Regions from separate parts of the Homo sapiens genome. Here region 2 is linked to region 1. Evidence: chromatin loops called from intact Hi-C (ENCODE). Cell type or tissue: Panc1. All regions are shown on one strand. Each heading gives the region's core, and the rest is flanking DNA. Links, peaks and the distances in the headings are about the cores only. Region 1 overlaps LOC105370300 (a long non-coding RNA gene). Region 2 has its middle 340 kb from the start of MIR4500.

Evidence for each region. A loop is a pair of places that touch in the nucleus more often than their neighbours do. Peaks named below come from ENCODE experiments on the same cell type or tissue, not always from the same donor. Only the 100,000 strongest peaks of a DNase experiment are listed, where the experiment ranks them.
Region 2: it touches region 1 in a loop (14-fold over the local background); 41 of 110 quality-filtered maps call a loop at or near these places.

The regions. Positions count from the first base shown.
Region 1 is chr13:86,869,138-86,872,067 of GRCh38, reverse strand. All of the region lies in intron 2 of LOC105370300 (a long non-coding RNA gene), which reads right to left. Among named protein-coding and RNA genes, the nearest start is that of LINC00430, 39 kb to the left of the region's middle. In Panc1, for the core only: CTCF peaks have their summits at 1,277 and 1,489 (motif pointing left); a DNase peak (open chromatin) is centred at 1,449; H3K27ac peaks cover 2,312 bases.
Region 2 is chr13:87,272,714-87,275,643 of GRCh38, reverse strand. No RefSeq gene overlaps it. Among named protein-coding and RNA genes, the nearest start is that of MIR4500, 340 kb to the left of the region's middle. In Panc1, for the core only: CTCF peaks have their summits at 1,016 and 1,222 (motif pointing right); a DNase peak (open chromatin) is centred at 1,220; H3K27ac peaks cover 1,154 bases.

The sequences.
Region 1 (2,930 bases), core at 307-2,806:
GCGGAAGGATATTAAGGAAAGAATATAGGAAGAGTTATTCCTTTAAGAAAAGTGACCGATTAGGGAACTCAGGGAATATAATTATTTAAAAAAATGTAGACATTACTCAGTTCACTGACTATAAGTAAACTGTAAAGAACCATTTCTACCACCAAGGCATGTGTGCGTTTGTTGACAAGGAAAATAGAAGTAGGAATATCTGAGAGAATTTCTGGGAAAAAGAAGTGCCTCTGCCTGAGACCGAGTCTCGATCTGTTGCCCAGGCTGGAGTACAGTGGCATGATCTTGGCTCACTGCAACCTCTGCCTTCCAGGTTCAAGCAATTCTCCTGCCTCAGCCTCCTGAGTAGCTGGGATTACAGGTGCCCGCCACCACACCGGGCTAATTTTTTAAATTTTTATTACAGATGGGGTTTCACCATGTTGGCCAGTCTGGTCTCAAACTCCTGACCTCAGGTGATCCACCTGCCTCGGCCTCCCAAAGTGCTGGAATTACAGGCGTGAGCCACTGTGTCTGGCCCCTTTTAGCCAGTTTTTAAAAGGCCTGTAATCCATAACCTCATTATCTGGCTTGCCCCAAAACTGTGGCAAAGTGTCCTATCAGAGATTCACTATAAACTCTTAGAGTATTAAAAAGCAAAGTAGTTTAATTTTAGTCTTGTCCTCATCATATAAACAATTTTCCCAAACAATTTTCCCAATACTTGTTGTAATCTAGTATTGTTAAAGAGAGAATAATTATTCAACAATACTTGTTAAGGTATTGTAAGGCAGACTTTATTCAAAACCATCACAATTGGTACATATGAACCACAGCAATGGGATTTTGCAGTAGGGGAGAGAGATTGGACTCCACTCTGAATATAGCGTGGGCAGGTGGGACTTTATAGCCACAGAGCAGGGTGGAAGTCAGTGGATGAAAAATTACTAATAGGACACATCAGGAATTAGAGGTATTCTGGCTACACTGACCTAGCAGGATTCCTGCTGAAGGCAGGCCAGGGCGATCAAACATCTCCTGGAGGACAGCGAATGAAGAACCCGATTAAATATTTTGGGCGATTAGACATCAGGGAGAGGGAGATTGATTCTAGCTAACCTGATTTAGCAGGGTTCTTTGCTAAAGCTGGATTTTGCAAGGAAGTGCACAGGCAGGCTTAGGAAAAGTTTCCGGAGGCTGACTAAAGTTTGGTCAAGCAAAGAATCTTTGTCTGTATGAAGATAATCCAAATTTATGCACACCATATGCTTTGGACTCACTTTATGGTAAAAGCTGAAAATTACTGCAGCACAATGGTGATTTGTGATCAGAAGAGTCTTAAAAGGGCACAGCTTCAGCTGGTTTAAGGAAAACGATGTGTCTGCTAAGGACTAGTAGCCATGAATGATTTTAGTAACCTGTATGCACAAAAAGAAAAATGACTGCCATCCTAAGACATTGAAAAAAGCATAATGTATTTCTTTTACATTTCTCAAAGATTTTGCCGTTTTTGTGCCTTAATCCTGCCACCTGCTGGTGTTACATAGAACTGAAAAGAAATGGCAAAAATATTTTAATATGAATTTTACAGGAAACATACAATTGTTTCAAATTGCTCTAGTATAGTAACTAATGTTTTTCAGCAAAGTTAGTGTTTTTCTTAGAATATATGCCTCTTTAAAACATTATATTAATATACTCAGTGAAGGAAAATATGGAATGTTAGCAAGTGTTATGTTAATAATTTTCTTTTTTTTCATAGCTGCTTTGAGGAGTTGATGTATAAATAAAAGATTTTTTCACCAAGAACTAAGAAAAGTATGCACAGTAGCAAGGTATTTTTATAGGAACTGCAAGTAATGAATTCAAATGTGGCTTTCAAAACTGTTACTTTTTTTTAAATGAATTCTTATGTATCTTTGGTTTTTCCAGCTTCTTGGCTTCCCATGCCTTTTGTGCAAATATGAGCCAGGAAATCTTAGCCACAGCAGAGCTATGTGAGGAGATGCTATTGTATCACTGCTATACAATGATCATACAGAAGACTTGAGCTAAATCTGTACTGAAAGAAATTATAGGGAGACTGTGTAATTACGGTTTGCAAGGAAACCTACATGATTATAATTTGAGAAATTTAAAGAAATTGTTTTTTTCACATTTGGGGACACAATTTTTGTCTCATGAAAACTGATTATTTTTCCTTTTCAGGAGAGCAAAGACAATTATATACTCAGAAACATAATTGGTACAATACTGATTAAAGGCAAAAGACACTTTAAGAGACTGCTTCTTAGTCATGCATTTTTTCTTTATTATAGCAAGAGACTGTCTTAGAAAAAGGCAAAAAAAAATAAAAATTTCAGGGAATTAAAACAAATTCTTCAGTATAGTTTATGCCTCATTTTTTAGTCTTTAATTCAAATTAAAATTATGTTGCTGACTAAATTGACATCTGTAAAATGCAAAAAGACAGTCATATTTTCTTCAAATAGTTTCACATAATGTGCGGCCTGAAACAATGTCATTTTAGCTAGCACTTTGTCAAGGAAAGTAATCCAAGAAAACAAAAGGGAACATGAGGAGTGAGCAAGGAATAGAAAGCCAATGTGCAAATAGGTTATGGAGAGGGCTGGCTCCGTGGCAACTGATGGAAGATGTGGTAGGAATGTCCTCTAAGAATCCCTGAAACTCCCAGGAAACTGATGGGAAAGACTTGATTCTTCAGCTCTAGTGTCTGATTTGTAGGTGTTTTACTCCCAAGATGTTACATGTCAGGCACTTCTGAGTTGTGCATTCATAGATACCTCAAGGCAGTAGCTGAGATTCACATGGTATGGATATGAGGTGAGGTCCTTTCAGTTGCACTTGCATTAATTAGTTGGAACACATAGTGATTTGATCACTTTAGCAGCAGCTTGAACGAGACAATGATAAGTTCAAGAGCTTCCAAA
Region 2 (2,930 bases), core at 128-2,627, 400 kb before region 1:
ATAGGTGGAATTGATCCTAATTAAAGTAATTGATTAATATGAATATTTAGTTCATTTATAATATTTCTGAACCTTTCATATGCATTTGATAAGTTCATTTTACTCATAAACAACAAATATTAAAACTTAAAAAAGGTACAGCCATAGTACCACCCACATGGTTTGGATAAAATTTCACTTCAGAAAATAGTGCTTCCATGCATAGCTTTTTCCAACAAAATATTTGTTCTTAAAATATTATGGATAATTCATTGAAATGAGGACATTAATGAATGGCAGATTATATTTTCTTAATATCATCCTTCATATTAATTTTTTTAAAAGATACCAGGAAATACTGGCTGGCTCCAGGACTGAATGAAATTAAATATAATACACAATTAGTATATGTCTTATTCACTCACTCTGTATGTTTCTATTGAATCCCTTCTGTGTATAGATCAATGTGTTGAATGCAAGTGAATAAAACATTCTTCCCATTCTTAAGTATTTTACAGTCCAGCTGGGAAGACACAAATTCAACCCAACAGATAATATAATATATACTTCATGCAGATAGTAAAAGAACAGAAATATTTTTTTAAAATTCCAAGAGTAAATCACTACTTGGAAATTAGAAATGGCATATTAGGGACAGAATTTGATAGTTAGAAAATTGGTGAAGAGATAATACAAGTCCTTTAGGCATGAAATGTAGTTAAGTAGCTCTGACCTATATTTACTCACATGGACTCAGTCACTAAATAATAATTTATTTTATTAATTATTCATATGGGAGACAAATTAATGATCCTCTAGTAACCTCTTGAACCAGGGACACATCCATACATTAGCATATCATATAGAAAGAAACATTAATCTTTATAGCATTGATAATCTCTATAATTCTCTAAGCTTATTTTGAAAACTAATACTGAATATTTATTAGGCAATGTTAACTTTGTAAGCCTCTTGAGGTAGGCAAGGCAATTTTAGATAACCCTGTGGAACAGGTGAGGCAAATTTTAAAGATGTGAAAACTGATGTCATGAGAGGCCTAAATGCAAATAACTCCTAAGCACAGGCTTGGGAATTCAATCCAGGTATTTTGACCCCAGTTTAATTTCTTCTTTTACTATACCACACTGCCTCTTTCAAATAGGCTTAGCATTTGGATACTATGTTCTGTTATTAAAGCAGCTCACCACCCATCTTTTAATATGGGGTAGAAAATAGCTTTAAGCCTCTCCAGGGGGCGCTCTTAACCTGGAAAAGAAGGAAATGCATCACAGGTGAAAGAACAGCAGAACAATGTGACCTGCTGCTAATTTGCAGTGGTATTCATTTGGGTGGGATTTGACATTTCTGGGTAGATGTATATTTGTGATTGATATTTCATTCTTTAAAGCACAGCCTTTAAAACAGCTGTGAAATGCCAAGTTATTAATTTACACATTGCAAAATGTAGTGTTAGGAAACCGATTTACAGCTTTCCAAATTCAACTCCAGGGATACTAGGCTTTTGAAATCAGCACATCATGAAGAAGATTATCCCAATCAGCATAATTCTAAAAATTGCTGCCCAGTGTTCAGCTCTGCATAGAGCTAAAGGAATGAAAAAGGTGGTCAGGTGTAGTCACAGTAGATACAGCCAAAACAGAAAGACATATATACTTTGCAAGGGGCGGGGGGGCAGGAAACATTTTTCTCTTTCATGCACATATTTTTTGTTTTAGACTTAGTTTATTTGGGCGGTGTATGGGACTGACTATTTAATGTATTCTTTCTTGAAATGGTAAAACAATCTCTTGAGAAGAGGGCTTCATTTTAAATAACATGTAAAGCCTGTTTTACAGATCTTCTCCCTGAAATGTATTCATTATTCTTTTTCTGTTCTTCACAGAGTAGATGCGAATATATAACCATGAAAATAAGTAGTACTAACAAATCATGCCTTAGGCATTCCTAAAATGAAAGACTACATGAAATACTTTCATAATGAAGCTTTTGAAAACCAATCCATGAATTGATGTCTAAATTGTATTGGAAACAATACATACTTGAAAATTGCACTGGAGTTTAAACAAATTTTAACTAACTCCCTACATTTTTTTTTCATTTTTAGAGGTTTATATGAACTGGGACATTGATTTTATGGTAAACAAAATATTTACATGGACTTTTTAATTCATTTATCAGTATAGAAAAAGAATAAGAATACCAAAGCAAATAAAGGTACATCTCTTTACCATAACGATATCACTTACTATGTTCCTGACTTGCTGACATTTTAAAGGATGAAGAAACAAAATATTTGTTTAGAAATATGTTACAAAACCCAAATATACTAGCTGCTTACTGAGCAATTTGAATCTTCATAGTAAAACAAAATGTTTTAGCACAGATAAAAATATAGAAAAAATAAAATTTTAATTTGTGTTATTTGAAAATCTTAAATATCATAAAAATATATGTATTGCAAATGACGACATGCTATCAGTTGGATGAGTAAAGTAATGATTAGTGAGTATATCACAAGGAAAATATTGATACCTATTTCTCCGGATGCCTTAATCGTGGTGGCATAAGCCAGCCCACTAAAGGACATGTGTATGCCATAGCAACTCGGATTATTCCCACATTTGCTTTTTCAAAAATACATTGTGTTTTCACATTTTATTGAAATGCACATTAACATATTCGTAATACAATTATGGTTAAGCACATGACAACTGTTTGAAAACAATTAAGTAGAAATTTTAAATTGTCAAGTGAAAATATTCTTCAAAATTAAAACTCGACATTTTCTTACCACCCCTAGACATGTCCCCACTATCAAATCCAAGAAGAAGAAAATCAAATGTATTCCTTGTCATGGCTTTGCTTTTGGTGTTCTAAAGACAATATAGAAAATCACTATCTGATATTTAAAGATTATTAAAATATCTTTC